Linked DNA regions of Homo sapiens: region 2 is linked to region 1. A link is a loop called in an ENCODE intact Hi-C map of the cell type or tissue named here. Cell type or tissue: A673. All regions are shown on one strand.

Evidence for each region. Peaks named below come from ENCODE experiments on the same cell type or tissue, not always from the same donor. Only the 100,000 strongest peaks of a DNase experiment are listed, where the experiment ranks them.
Region 2: it touches region 1 in a loop (8-fold over the local background); 8 of 110 quality-filtered maps call a loop at or near these places.

The regions. Positions count from the first base shown.
Region 1 is chr5:23,136,693-23,144,692 of GRCh38, forward strand. No RefSeq gene overlaps it. Among named protein-coding and RNA genes, the nearest start is that of CDH12, 290 kb to the left of the region's middle. In A673, a CTCF peak has its summit at 3,130 (motif pointing left); no DNase peak of the experiment used is centred here.
Region 2 is chr5:21,807,428-21,815,427 of GRCh38, forward strand. All of the region lies in intron 9 of CDH12 (cadherin 12), which reads right to left. Among named protein-coding and RNA genes, the nearest start is that of SNORA105A, 73 kb to the right of the region's middle. RefSeq lists a silencer at 5,659-5,853. In A673, a CTCF peak has its summit at 3,465 (motif pointing right); a DNase peak (open chromatin) is centred at 3,504; H3K4me3 peaks cover 388 bases; H3K27ac peaks cover 3,980 bases.

The DNA.
Region 1 (8,000 bases):
ATTCATGTGAAACACAAAAAGTCTCTGTGACATTGTTACCTACTGATGGGAGATTGTGGTAGGCACTGGTACCGCCCCCCAATAAACAAGATGTCCATGTGCTAATCCTTGTCATCTATGAATATGCCATGTTACATGATGAAGAAGGCATTAAGATTGCAAATAGAACTAAGGTTACTAATCAGCTTATCTTGAAACAGAGTGATTATCTTGGATTATCTGAGTGGGCAAATGTAATGGCAAAGTGTCCCTGAGAGACGTAAGAAAGAGAACCAGGGAAATGCCAGTGTGCGAACTAGATTCACCTTGCTGGCTTTGAGGATGCTGCAAGGTTGCCACAGATCAGTAAATGCAGGTGGCATCCAGCAGCTGGAAAGGCTGGTAAAAAGATCTTCTCCTCTGGAAGGAGAAAAGCCCTGCTGACATCCTGATTTTAGCCCAGTGAGATCCACTTTGGACTTCTGACCTCCATACGATAAGACAATCAATTTGTGCTGTGTTAAGCCACTATGTTAGAGGTGATTTATTAAACCACCAACAGAAAATTAAGACAGAGATGAAAGAAAAGTTGAATTAGAAGTAACTGAGAGGTTTTTAACTGAAGTAATTGGCAGAAAAATGAAAGAGGCAGAAAATATAGAAGAGGTCTTGAGAGATAAATGTCTTAGCATTTTCAGTTTGAGAAAAAGAAGGATGATTAAAATAGAAACCTTCAATAGAAAATAAGTTTAAATAGGTATTAAACTCAGACACGGGCATTGGAAGTGGAATCTAGGTTTAGTCCTTTTAAATATTAATATGGAGGTGACAGCTGAAGTCTCAAGGTAGTACTTCTTTAAAGGAAGGAGAAAAAAATAGGAGAAACAGGGCATCTGATCATAGGCCAAGAGCCAGAGGTAGATATCTATATCATCAATATCTATCTGTCTGTATCTCCACCTTTCTCTCTCTCATAGATCTAGCTATTAGCTGCATATGAGATCATGTGCTATTCCCAACAACATAAAAGCATGATAATAATTTTTCTAATTTAAATTTTAGTTAGAATTTTAATTTCTAATAAATTATTATTTGACCATATTCCTAAAATGAAGCCACCATGCTCACCCATGACATTCATCTTAAATTAGAAGACCTGCAAACAGCCTAAATTGAACCCCTCTGTGATTTTATAATTGAAAGTGAATGTCTTATCAAGACTTGTCTAGACTTTTAGCATGTATGATGCTAAATTGACCTTTATGTAATCAGCACAGCATGCTAACCTTAGCTCTATGCATTTTCCTACTGTATCTGGATGTACTAGAATGTCCATGAATCTAAGTCCTGAGCAGCCTCTTTTCTAGATATAGCTTGTATTGCTTAATATTTGTGCTCTATGTCCCTGAACAATTAGTTTTTTACTAATTAGACTTTGACAAAGATTTTATTTCAGAAGAATCAGACAAAAACACAGTTTATTTATTATTTGGAGGAGACTGTATCAACATATAAATCTTGGAAATTTTTGTAAGTGAACAATTAAGATCTGCTTAGAATAACAAAAATCAAAGCTGAATAGGCATGTAGTTTGGCTAAGTTTATATTTATAAATGGCAATTAGAAGAAAATGTTGAAGTTAACATTTTTGTTTAACACATTTTGTGAAATAGCTTTTTAGCTAACAAACAAGACCTGTTTTATACACACAGTGAAACCAAACCACACTTTAATAGAATGATGCCTCCCTTAAAAACATTAATCTATAGAATTAGTAGGGATTATTGCACTAACATGCTTATATTTTTCATATAGGAAACGGAACCTAGAGATGATTCAGAGTTTGTTCTTTTGAGAATTGAAACTTAAAATCAAAGTAATATCAAACAAAATGGCTTTCAAATATATTAAGGCATGCTCTTTAATGTATTGAAATATAGAAACTTGAATTATATTTAAAATTTGTTTTGAGGTGGGAAGATTTTTCAGTGAGTGGTCAGGCAAGCAATTGCTTTCACACTGAACACTAAGGAAAGATTATAATACAAAGGTCTTCAGTTATGTGACAATAACTTGGAATCAATGATGGTTGAAATGACATTTGGTTTTCCATCTTCATTAAAAAGAAAGCATGAAAAGATTATATATTTTTAGTATAGCAAAATGAAAAACAGCATAGGTATAGAGATATACTAACGTGGGTTTGAAACACAGCAAAGGCATTTATTGTCTGTGCAATCTTCAAAATCATGGTCAGCATGTATTTTATCATCTGTAAAAAAGGCTTATAAAACCTACTCCATCCACTTATTATAAATTAAATAATGAAATAAATATAATTAATTTAATAAACCTGTCATAGTGTCAAACATACAGTTAATGCTATTACTATCATTACATAAATGATCACTTTCAAAATGTATTTGTCTTTATTGATCATATATATATTCATGTGAAGTGTATGCATGAGAATGCTAAAATATAATATTAACATTTAAAATATATTTAACTATATCAATGTAATTCACCTATTAAATTATTGTAATGATATTCTGAAAATTCTTACGCAGATTGAAAATGTGCCTGCCTTAAAATATGCTCCTTTTGTGAAGAGACTTTAGTTGTCAGGGATATTATTTGACTGCTTTTACTAGAGCAAACAGAGTATTAAACATATCCACTCTTATCTGAGGCTTTAGGAAAGGACAGATTCTTCCTGTCACCTAGAGTCTGATCACTATTTAGGAAAAAAAAAAAGTTTAAGCAGGACATTGGGTTAGCAGAAAGACTGTGATACTTCACTGGCTTTACTCAAATCTCAAATTGGCAAGATCAACTAGGGCAGCAGACAAACACTAATAGAGCAAGAGAGAATGACTGAGTTCAGGTTTGAGGTGCCAAATTAAATCAATCCATGACTGCTACCAAGAGGAACAGCAGAAAATAATCAGAGGGATAACACAATCTGGGTTTTAACTGCTGTTTTGATACCCTATTTAAGGTGATATCTAACTTACTGTAGCCTCCATCTCAAATGATTTTAAGTGTTACTATCAATAATCAGTTTGGTTTCATAAGGCTGAATTTAGTTTGGGGGTAAAATGCCGTGTATTTCAAAGCATCGCCATCTTATGGTGATAACCTAGAACTACATCTGAGAGTCTTCCTTATCAATGTTACACCTAGTTACACCGAGCATGAACTCACAAATACTATAAGCAGGAGAGACAAAACCCTTTGGCAAAATAATGTTTTTACTTAATATTGTTGCATACGCATAAAAAATTCATTTTTTCTTTCAAAATACATTTAAATAGATATAATTGCTTTCCTACCTGAAGGTACAGATGTGCAATATATTGAGGATGAGTTATTAGATATGAAAAGCTGAGGGGGAGGAGTTAGCTAAACTAAAGAGTAGACTAAATCACATAAACATCTTTTATCCAGATGTGGAATGTGGAGATCAATAATCCCTTGTTGTTTTCTACTATGTATTTTTGAAACTAATTTAACTATGTATGCCCGACTGCATAATTCTACAGAAGACAAGGGTCTTTTTGTTTTTTTCTACTCCATACAGTCTCTTGTACTTTCTAAGTGATCAAATATATCTATTAGAAAATGTCTATGTATTCTCTACTGACATTCACACTGTCGGACACCATTAAACAAAAATCACTAGAGAAACACATGGCCTCAAATTTGGTGTCATGATAAATATATGTTTTTGTCTTTCAATGAGATCTTCAATGTTTTATCTCAATTCTTATAGATTGGTTTGGCCGGTTCTTTCTCCCATTTTCTATTTTTTTCTTGATTTCTTCTAAAAAAATGATACTTGTGAAGGTTTGTTACATAGGTCTACGTGTGCCATGGTGGTTTGCTGCACCTATTGGCCCGTCCTCTAAGTTCCCTACCCTTACCCCCAACCCCTAAACAGGTCCTGGTGTGTGTATTTCCCCTCTCTGTGCCCATGTGTTCTCAATTTTCAACTCCCACTTATGAATAAGAACATGTGGTGTTTGGTTTTCTGTTCCTGTGTTAGTTTGCTGAGGATGATGACTACCAGATTCATCCATATCCCTGAAAAGGACATGATCTCATTGCTTTTTATGGCTGCATAGTATTCCATGGTGTATATTACCACATTTTCTTTATCCAGTCTATCACTGATGGGCATTTGGGTTGGTTCCAAGGCTTTGCTATTGTAAATACTGATGCAATAAACATATATATGCATGTGTCTTTATAGTACAATGATTTATATTCCCATGGGTATATACCCAGTAATGGGATTGCTGGGTCAAATGGTATTTCTGGTTCTAGATCCATAAGGAATTGCCATACTGTCTTCCACAATGGTTGAACTAATTTACATTCCCACTAACAGTGTAAAAGCGTTCTTATTTCTCCACAGCCTCACCAGCATCTATTGTTTCTTGACGTTTAAAAATAATCGCCATTCTGACTGGCAAGAGATGGTATCTCATTGTGGTTTTGATTTGCATTTTTCTGAGGATCCGTGTTGTTGAGCTTTTTTTCATATGTTTGTTGGAGGTGTAAATGCTTCTTTTAAGGAGTGTCTGTTCATATCCTTTGCCCACTTATTGATAGGGTTGTTTGATTTTTCTTGTAAATATGTTTAAGTTCCTTCTAAATTCTGGATATTAGACCTTTGTCAGATGGGTAGATTGCAAAAATGTTCTCCCATTCTTTAGGTTGCCTGTTCACACTGATGATAGTTCCTTTTGCTGTGCAGAGGCTCTTTAGTTTAATTAGAACCCATCTGTCAATTTGGCTTTTGTTGCAATTGCTTTTGCCGTTTTTGTCATGAAGTGTTTGCTCATGCCTATGTCCTGAATGGTATTGGCTGGGTTTTCTTCTAGGGTTTTTATGGTTTTGGGTTTTACATTTAAGTCTTTAGTGCATCTTGAGTTAAGTTTTGTATAAGGTGTAAGGAAGGGGTCCAGTTTCAGTTTTCTGCATATAGCTACCCAGTTTTCTCAGCACCATTTACTGAATAGGAGATCTTTCTCTATTGCTTGTTTTTGTCAGGTTTGTCGAACATCAGATGGTCGTAGATGTGTGATGTTATTTCTGAGGCTTCTGTTTTGCTCCATTGGTCTATATTTCTGTTTTGGTACCAGAACCACGCTGTTTTGGTTACCATAGCCTTGTAGTACAGTTTGAAGTCAGGTAGAGTGATGCCTCCAGCTTTATTCTTTTTGCTTAGGGTTGTCTTGGCTATACAGTGTCTTCTTTGATTCCACATAAAATTTAAAATAGGTTTTTCCAATTCCATGAAAAATTTCAGTAGTAGTTTCATGGGAATCGCATTGAATCCATAAATTACTTTGGGCAGTATGGCCATTTTCAATATATTGATTCTTCCTATCCATGAGGGTGGAATGATTTTCTGTTTGTTTGTATCCTCTCTTATTTCCTTGAACAGTGGTTTGTAGTTCTCCTTAAAGAGGTCCTTCACATCCCTTGTTTGCTGTACTCTTAGGTATTTTATTCTTTTTGTTGCAATTGTGAGTGGGAGTTCATTCATGATCTGGCTCTCTGCTGGCCTATTGTTGATGCAAAGGTATGCTTGTGTTTTTGCACATTGATTTTGTATCCTGAGACTTTGCTGACATTGCTTATCAGTTCAAGAAGTTTTGGGGCCGAGACGATTGGGTTTTCTAAATATAAAATCATGTCATTTGCAAACAGAGACAACTTGACTTCCTCTCTTCCTATTTGAATATTTTTATTTATTTCTCTTGCCTCATTGTCCTGGCCAGAACTTCCAATACTGTGTTGAATAGGAGTGGTGAGAGAGGGCACGCTTGTCTTGTACCCATTTTCAAAGGGAATGTTTTCAGCTTTTTCACATTCAATATGATATTGGTTGTGGGTTTGTCATAAATAGGTCTTATTATTTTGAGATATGTTCCCTCAATACCTAGTTTATTGAGAGTTTTTAACGTGAATGGATATTGAATTTTATCAAATGCTTTTTCTGCGTCTATTGAGATAATCATGTGGTTTTTGTCTTTGGTTCTATTTATGTGATGGATTACATTTATTGGTTTGCATATGTTGAACCAGCCTTGCCTTGCAGGGATAAAGCTGTGGTGGATAAGTTTTTTGATGTGCTGCTGGATTTGGCTTGCCAGTATTTCATTTTATTGAGAATTTTCTCATTGATGTTCATCAGGGATATTGGCCTGAAGTTTTCTTTTTTGTTGTTGTGTATCTTCGCGGTTTTGTTATCAGGATGATGCTGGATTCATAAAATGAGTTAGGGAGAAGTCCCTCCTTTTCAATTGTTTGGAATGATTTCACAAGGAATGGTACCAGCTCCTCTTTGTGTTTCTGGTAGAATTCAGCTGTGAATCCATCTGGTCCTGGGCTTTTGTTTTGTTTTGTTTTGTTTGTATGCTATTAATCACTGCCTCAATTTCAGAGCTTGTTGTTGGTCTATTCAGGGATTCAACTTCCTGTTTCAGTCTTGGTAGGGTGTATGCCTCCAGGAATTCATCCATTTCTTCTATATTTTCTAGAGTATTTGTGTAGAGGTGTTTGTAGTATTCTTTGACAGTAGTTTGCATTTCTGTAGGGTCAGTGGTGATATCCCCTTTATCATCTTTTATTGGGTCTATTTGATTCTTCTCTTTGTTCTTCTTTGTCTAGTAGTCTATCTTGTTAATTTTTTCAAAAAAAACAGCTCCTGGATTCATTGATTTTTGGAGAGTTTTTAGTGTCTCTATCTCCATCATTCTTCTGTAATCTTAGTTATTTCTTGTTTTCTGCTCACTTTTGGAAATGTTTGCTCTTCCCTCTCTAGCTCTTCAGGATTGTGAATGTTAGGGGGTCAATTTAGTATCTTTCTAGCTTTCTGGCATGGACATTTAGTGCTACAAATTTTCCTCTTAAGACTGCCTGTGCTGTGTCCCAGAGATTCTAGTACATTGTCTCTTTGTTCTCATTGGTTTCAAAGAACTTCTTGATCTTAGCCTCAATTTCATTATTTATCTAGATGTCATTCAGAAGCAGGTTGTTCAATTTTCATGAAATTGTGTGGTTTTGAGTGAGTTTCTTTATCCTGAGTTCTAATTTTATTGCACTGTGGTCTGAGAGACTGTTTTCTACGACTTCAGTTCTTTTGCATTTGCTGAGGAGTGTTTTATTCCAATTATGTGGTCAATTTGAAAATAAGTGCCATGTGGCACTGAGAAGAATGTATATTCTGTTGATTTTGGGTAAAGAGTTCTGTAGACATCTACTAGGTACACTTGATCCAGAGCTGAGTTCAAGTCCTGAATATCCTTATTAATTTTCTGTCTTGTTGGTCTGTCTAATAATGACAATGGAGTGTTAAAATCTCCCACTATTATTATGTGGGAGTCTAAGTCTTTGTAGGTCTCTAAGAACTTGTTTTATGAATCTGGGTGCTCCTGTATTGGGCACATATATATTTAGAATAGTTGGCTCTTCTTGTTGAATTGTTCCCTTTACCATTATGTAATGCCCTTCTTTGTCTTTTTTGATCTTTGTTGGTTTAACGTCTGTTTTGTCAGAGACTAGGATTGCAACCGCTGCTTTTTTCTGCTTTCATTTGCTTGGTATATTTTCTTCTATCCCTTTATTTTGAGCCTATGTGTGCCTTTGCATGTAAGATGGGTCTCCTGAGTACAGCACATCGATGGGTCTTGACTCTAACCAAATTGCCAGTCTGTGTCTTTTAATTGAGGCATTTAACCCATTTACATTTAAGGTTAGTACTGTTGTGTGTGAATTTGATCCTGTCATCATGATGCCTTTTGGTTATTTTGCACGCTAGTTGATGCAGTTTCTTCACAGTGTCATGGTCTTTATGTTTTGTTGTGTTTTTGCAGTGGCTGGTACTATTTTTTCTTTCCATATTTAGTGAACCTTACAGGAGCTCTTGCAGGGCACACCTGGTGGTAACAAAATCCCTCAGCATTTGCTTGTCTGGAAAGGATTTCATTTTTCCTTCACTTATGAAA
Region 2 (8,000 bases), 1.3 Mb before region 1:
GTGCAATGGGCAGGAAGAGCCCATTGGGCTATTACAGCACTACTTTCTCTGTTCTTACATTGCTGAAGTCCAGGTCACAAAAAACTAAATGAAATGTTAAGTGCCAAAAGATTTTCTCATTTCAAAGGGAAATAAGCAATTTTTTGGCATAAATTATAAGAGAATAGCTACCTGGGCTCTTCCAGGGCTCCTCATGCTTCCAGATAATGTTGAGTGGAAATGGATAGCTATGGTTATAGATATTTTGAGGAATTTGAAAAAATGATAGCTTCAGCAGGCAGAATTCTAAGATGCTCCCAATATTCCTGCCCCCAATGACCTATACTCTGTGTGCAATGACTCTGCCATTCATTGTGTGAGAGGCCTGTAAATTAAATGACATCTCACTCACATAAACTTATTAAGTTTAATGGAAAAATAAGTTGTGCATATATAATTAGGGTCCCTAATCACTTGACATTGAGTTAATTAAGGAGATTTTACTTGAGAGGTGTGATCTAACCAGGAGACCCCTTAAAAGAAAGGAGTGATGCAGATGCTTTTCGTCCTGCCTTATAAGAAGTAAATTTGTCATTATAGGAGATTATGTGGCAAGTGGCAAGTGCTCAAGGGGTGCCTGTGGGAACTGAAACCTGATATTTGGCGAGAGCTAACAACATTGTCATAGGAGCCACAAGGAAGTAGTAACTACCACAAAAACAAAACAAACACACAACAACAATACAAAACAAACAGCCACGAGGAACTGGCTCTGCTAGGAACCAGTAAGGTTACAAAAGACTCCAAGGCTTAGATTGGATCATAGCCCCAATCACGCCTTGATTTCCTCCCAAAAGGCCCTGAGCAAAGGAACCAGTTATGCCATATTATGACTCACTGTAGCCGTGGTTTTGTCCCTTTTTACTTTTTACTCTTCTGTATTACTTCAATTTTTATAGTAAGCCTATATTATTTTTACCAACACAGTAAAGCCATCACTTTTAGGAAAATATATCCTTGAGTGATAAGGCTCTACACTCTCAATTATCTAGTAGGTCTTAATAGGCAATGGGAAGGAATACCGTCAATGAACGCAAATGATCCGAGGATGTAGGCTTATCTGAAACAGACTAGATTCTTTCTAAGACAAGCAGTTAGAAAACAGATTTATACCAGGCTGAACCAGGATGCACAGACACTAGGAGCAAGCTCTTATAAATAGGTTTATTACACTAGGCTGAACAATAAAGATAAGATGTTCAGAACAAGCATCATTTTAATGAAAAAGCAGGTTTCCTAAAACTCAGTTTTATGATCAATATAGTAGTCAATTCTTGTCTGGGAAGAGACGTGGGAGAGTTTATGCATATCTCATCATCATTGACAAAAGGTTGCAACTCAATATTTTATATAAAAAAGCTGTATTTGATGAACAAAAGTTGCCACTATATCAGGTGAGAATGTCCCTGTAACAAAGGGAAAAACAATGAAATGTAGTTAAGTTTTAAAACGTAGATTTTAGTTTGGACAAAATTTCAACACCATTTGTTAGAAAATTAATAATATATAAGCTTATAAGAAACATATAATTACTAGGCAAAAAGTGTTTGTAAACAAAAATATTTAAATGAAGAAACATCCATTTTATATAACTTACCTTAAAAATATTTGTAACAAAACTATTTATTAGAAATGCACTTAATTTTTCTGTGGACAAGTTATTACTATACTTTAGTGTTTTGCAACTCTGCAAAATTTTCGTAGTTTTAACAAATTATCTTAAGAATCATGGTCATTATAGTAATGCCTGTATTTTAGCGGTAATTTTTGGAATAAATTTAGTAACCAAGATAAACAAAAAACAAGCAAACAAAACAAAACAAAAAAGAATTGCAAGAAACTCTAGTGCTTCTAGACATAGGTTTTTAGTGATATTTCCCCTAAAAAATTACAGAGGGTTTCGTCACATACTATAAATGCTGAAATAAAATATATGTGTCATGTCCACATACAGTATAAATCATGACTATTGGGGAGGCCAATTATCTTTTCTAACATGCATTGTTGTACACAACAATTGGAAGTATACTCTTTCTAAACATATACTATGATTTACAGCAAGCTGTGTGACTTTGAAAAATTATCTTCCTTCTTTGAGCTTCAGCTTTCCTATTTGTAGAATCAGTAAAACATATTTTTCTAAATTATTTGCAAAACGTTCCAAACTTTACATGCTATGTGAGTAAAAAGAAAAATAATGCAGCAGAAGTGAAAACAGTAAACCAACAGAAGATATTTGTCCTTTTAGTCGACAACAATTTTAAACATCTTATATATTTCAGGCATTTCCTTTACTGATGGGGAAATAAACACAGATATGGAAAAGTGCCTCCAGGGGCTTAAAATATAGTAGGAGGAATGAGTTGTATTTTCAATATGAGAACCTTGTAAGTATCATAGATGCTTTGACAGAAATGTTGACATTTGGGGACAAAATAAAGGAGTGATCAACTTTGCCTGAGGGACTCTAGGAGGCCTTTGTTGAGAAGCAAGGGAGAAAAAAATGTTAAAGAACATGTAAGAATTCATGAAGATACTTATATGGGACAGGGAGTTCTATGCAGAAGGAGGAGAACCACAATACCATTGGTAGACATCGCAATGATTTTGCTGTACTTGGAATGTAGCTTGTGCATATGAACATGCCTGTAAATGTGTGTGTGTGCAGAAGTTAGTAATAGAAAATGCACTCTTTGATCTTTATCTTTCTATCAGTAGGACCAGAAACTGATTTAAGTAAGATGAACATGTTTCTATCTAAACGTCTAAATAGATTTCTTTCATTCCCCCATGAATAAAAAGATTAGTTGGAGGAAAATAACGTGTGAGGCTGGGAAAATAGCCTTTGCAGTGGCAAAAAGGAGTCAGGAAGAGGGCTGTATGGCAAATTCATAGGTGGAGAAAGGAAAATTTTAACCTGAGTTCTGGAAAAATCAGCAACCAGCCTTTGTGCCCTATTTGGCAAGGGGATGTCAATAGGAATGGAAGCGGTGTTAGAAAAATCACAGATTTTTGCTTTAAGAAACTGGAAAGGAGAAAACATGAGTAGGCAGACTTTTGTTGGGAGCAAAGAAAGAACTCAGCTTTAGACAGTGAATTTGAAAAGTCTATGGCATGTGCAGTTAGAATTGTCTACAAGACTAGAAAAATCTGCAGTGGTTACGTTGATTTAGGGCTAAGTTACAGTTGATGAGACTTTAGGGAAACTAGGTAAGGTATTACAAAAGAAGGTGAAGACAAATATTTAGAAAAACAGAAACATAATATAGAAACAACAGCATTCATGTGTTTTTTCTTTAATTAGGTACATTAGCGTGGCTAAAAATAGCATTATTTTAAACTTAAACTGAGGCATGTATGATTGGCTATGTAAAATATTCCAAATTTTATTATCATTTTGTTCTTAAGAGTTATTCAAAAATTAACCACATGATGGTGCTATGCTACCAAATCATGTGAACTCATTTGTCAAGCGTGAAAAAAGAAAAAGAGTTTTACTGATTTACGGGTAAGTATAAAATATATATATGCTCAGTGGGACCAACTGGCACCTTAGCCGATTTGTTAAAAGGCTCTTTGTGAAGAGTAATATCATTTATCTCATACGTTTTTAAGGAAAAAGAAAAATTCTGCTTTGGATTTAATGTGATCACACAGTTATGTTAATTTGAAATAAACTAATATTGCCAAGTAACATCAAAATGGTAAGCACTGTCTCTAATTCCAAAAAAGGTTTACTTTTAAAAAAACTAAATAGGAAATAACTTCACCACTCTTCATTTTAAACAGTTTCTAAGAGAAAGTTTTGTAGAAATGGTAGAGAACTGTTTGAAAAATTATACAGGATATTAAATTATTATTTTGGATAACAAGTATTCACTTAATTATTTTAATTATTTAAATTTTGCAATCACTTTGGAGAAAATTCAAGTGCTTCTATAACCATATTTAGATTTTGAGTCCTTGAAAACTTTTAATTCGTGTAACTCACTATCCATGTTTACATATAAGAAGTATATATTTTATTCCCATTTATTCAGTAGCAAAAAAAACACTAGTGACTAAACACAAATTTCATTTAGGTTTTCACTAAGAATGAAGCCATTGAATTTTAAAACTCTTATTCTGTCATTGTAAATGTAGCTCACCTCTTAATTTCTAGACAATTTGAATTTTTAAAAAACTTTATTCTGATTTTATTAGTGTTTTATTGCTATAACACCCAACACCATATAGGACAAGCTTTTTTTTTTTTTTACAGTTTTCTCAGAGTGGTAGGATGTGAGGGTGGAATAAAAGCAGTTTTTATTTTGTTTTGTTTTGTTTTGTTTTACCAATATCTTATGCCTTGGAGCAATTTATAAAGCTTCATAATGTTCCTCTGAATTCGAAGTGTCACAGTGAAATGGCATTCTGTCACAGTGAAATGGCATTCTGTCACAGGGCTCATAAAGTGAATCAAAGTTAAGGTTAATAAAATAAATAAAAATGCCTTTCTTCAGTCTTCTCAGTTAATCTAAACCTGACCATCATTTTTGTTTTCTCAAGCCCTCCCTCTATACAGGAAATAGACAGAGGAGAAAATAGTGAAAGAAAAGCAAATAAAAGATTTTGAAGATAAAACAGTAATAACAATATGTACTTCAGATCATTAGTATTTTAATGTATTCTTAAGTGCGTTAAAAAAAGAAAAACTCTGAAAACAAAGCATGTCATGCCTCATTCCTCTATTGCAGCTCAAAATCTGTTAGCTAAAAAATTAAAATAACTGGTGTTTAAAAAAGGACTACATATTCAAATGTAGAATATATATTTGGGACTTTCTAAATGCATTTAGTATACTTAAAATGTAATTTCTGTATGAATCTGATTTTATATCAGAATTCTTGTATTGCAATATTGAAGGGAAAACCTTAACAAATAATTTAAGATCATTCTGGATCTGCAACACTACTGTTGATGTTTACATACACAGTTATTGAGATACACCTAATTCTTTAAGGATTCCTAATGATAATTGCAAGATGAAGTTTTCTGAGAACTTATTGAATATATGCTTGAGTATAGTACTATTTTACAGTCTTTACCCAAAAGCATTCTGTACTTAAAAAATTGTTGTAGTGTTTCAATTGATTTTGAATTTTTATGGGCTTTATTCAATGAGATATTTTCTCACATTTTTATTAAGTCATACTATCATGTTTAATTGAGTAATGCATCTATGTACATGTGTGCATATAAACACAATACACGATACAATATATACAATAGATAGGTGGACAGTTTTTAAGTTTCATTACAAAAATGTCCTCCTGAGTTATTTTTTAAAGATTCAATAGATGTAGGGTGCAGGCTACAATGTTCTTTCTAATAGAACACTAGGTTAGCATAGGGGATTGCCTCTAGTGGATCCATATTTAGAGATGAAAGCAAATTACAACACTGAAAGAAAATCCATGTGTTTTATTAGGCTCTGAAGTCTCAAATGCTTGGTGTAATTTACCAGATGATGATAATATTTATACAAATATGTTTTGGCTGTTCCTTTACAATTTATTTAGAATCTCACAATCTCTCACCATCTCTGTTGCTGTACCATCACGTTCCACATTTCTATCTGTTTCCCGGTTTACTTCTATGGTCTCTTAACTGAGCTATTGCTTTCATTATTTCCTAGTTACTGTTCTCTTAAGACAACCAGAGTCACTTGGGTCTACAAGGGTAAGGCGAGGCCAGGTGTGGTGGCTCATGCCTGTAATCCCAGCACTTTGGGAGGCCAAGGCAGGTGGATCACCTGAGGTCAGGAGTTCAAGACCAGCCTGACAAACATGGTGAAACCCCTTCTCTACTAAAAATACAAAAAATTAGCCAGGCATGTTGGCAGGCACCTGTAATCCCAACTACTTGGGAGGCTGAGGCAGGAGAATCGCTTGAACCTGGGAGACAGAGGTTGCAGTGAGCCGAGATCCCTCCATTGCACTCCAGCCTGGGCAACAAGAGCAAAACTCCATATCAAAATAAATAAATAAATAAAAATAAATAAAAGAGTAAAAGTGATCTAGATCTACACTCACATGGGCTCTCTATATCACGATCTGTTAATAATTCAACATCTTTGCCTGGTCTACAAGGCTCTGCCTGGCGAGCCCGTCATCTCTGGCCAAGGCCCTCTTCCTTCACTTCATTCCAGCCCCACTGGCCTTCTTGCCTAGTACACTCCCAATTCAGAGATTTTGAAATTGCTGCTCAAACTTTTAGGAACTCACATCACCCAAATACCACATGGTCAGGTTTTTGCTCATATTCCCTTCTAATACAGAAGTCTTTTTTTATTTTTCACCTCACTGTAAGATACCCTCCACCCTCCACATGCCTTTTACCCCTTCATCCTACTTTAAGTCTTTCTAGCTTGAATTCATCACTGCTGAAAGTGATTTCTAATTTGTTTGTTTATCTCCTGACGTCCTCAGTTGAATGGAAGCTGAGTATGAGTGCAGGCAGTGTGTTTGTTGAGTTCACTGCCCTATCTCCATAGTGGAGTCTGGAAAACAGTGGCTGCTTCCAAAATACCTGTTGAATGAAGTAGTGAAAGTTATGGACATTGAGCTTTACTTAGATAATGAATTTCAGGCCAGTAAAATGGACAACAATGATTCATCCACCACAGGAGAAATGAGTGTGTGTGTGTGTGTGTGTGTGTGTGTGTGTGTGTGTGTGTGTTTTATTTGCAGATATACTTTCAAGATTATCTACCCTATCTAAATCTATTTTAATAAAAGTATTATATAATTTTGCATATCTCAATTTTAATCCAGTTAAGAAGAATAAAAATTCTAAATAAACACAATAAATACAAAAAATAAATAACATGACTCATTCTCTGTAGATGTTTCATAATGAAAAAGGCAGATATGTTCTTATTGCTTTCATGATAGTTGAACTTACATAACTGAATGATTACTTTCAAAGATTAATATGTTTTGATATAATAAGATAAAGGACTATTATTAAACCACGCCTTTTTCAACTGTTTTAAAAATAAATAAGAATGACATACATTTTTCTAGATTGACACCTAGACATTGATTACTTATTGGTATAGGTGGTAAATATGTGTAAATAAAAATGAAAACATAAACATAAAACTATGTGTGTGAATATAAAGTAAGTTACAATAATTAAATATAAATAAGTATATAAACATAAATATATATAAAGTATATCTAGAATTGAATCTTTCGTACCTTAATTTTACTTTGGAAGTATACTTAATTTTATATTTAAATATTATGACTTCTTAATTTAAAATATTTTTTATATTATTAATGATTTTTATTTGTTCCATTTGAATAGATGATTGTAACCCATTTAAATGTGATTTCTTTGTTGGAGACCTTCTTAGGGAAAAAATTAAGTGAGAAGACTTTACATTGATTTGGGACTAAAAGAAAAAGAGAAAAACAAACTAAATAACAATGAAGGAGTAAAGTTGATAAGAATTTGACATATTTTTCTAACTGTACTTTGCAAATTTAACATAAATGCTTAATTTAATAGAGTGGGATCATGTGGGTTAAATTAATTTCTAGACTAAGCGTAATTTTTGCACAATAGTAGAAATAAAAATATGATAATCTATTTGAAAAATGTGTTTCTTTTTAAGAGTATTTTCATTACCATATATATTGCTTCCTTGTTAAAATTCAGAATTCCTGAGCAAATATGGGAGGGGCAGACTGATTAATGGAACTAAATGCAAAGTATTTATTCTGGTTAAAATAATTACAATGAGTAAATGAGTATTGTATACTGCAGTTTGGAGTATATTCTTCAAAATTCTTCAAAATGGAGTGTGTTTTGTAGAAGGGGAGGAAATGGCTGAACTAAATGAGCTTCACTTTTCTGCCTTTACTTTGCTATTGGAAATTCCTATAATTTGCCTCACTATTATGGAAAAAATG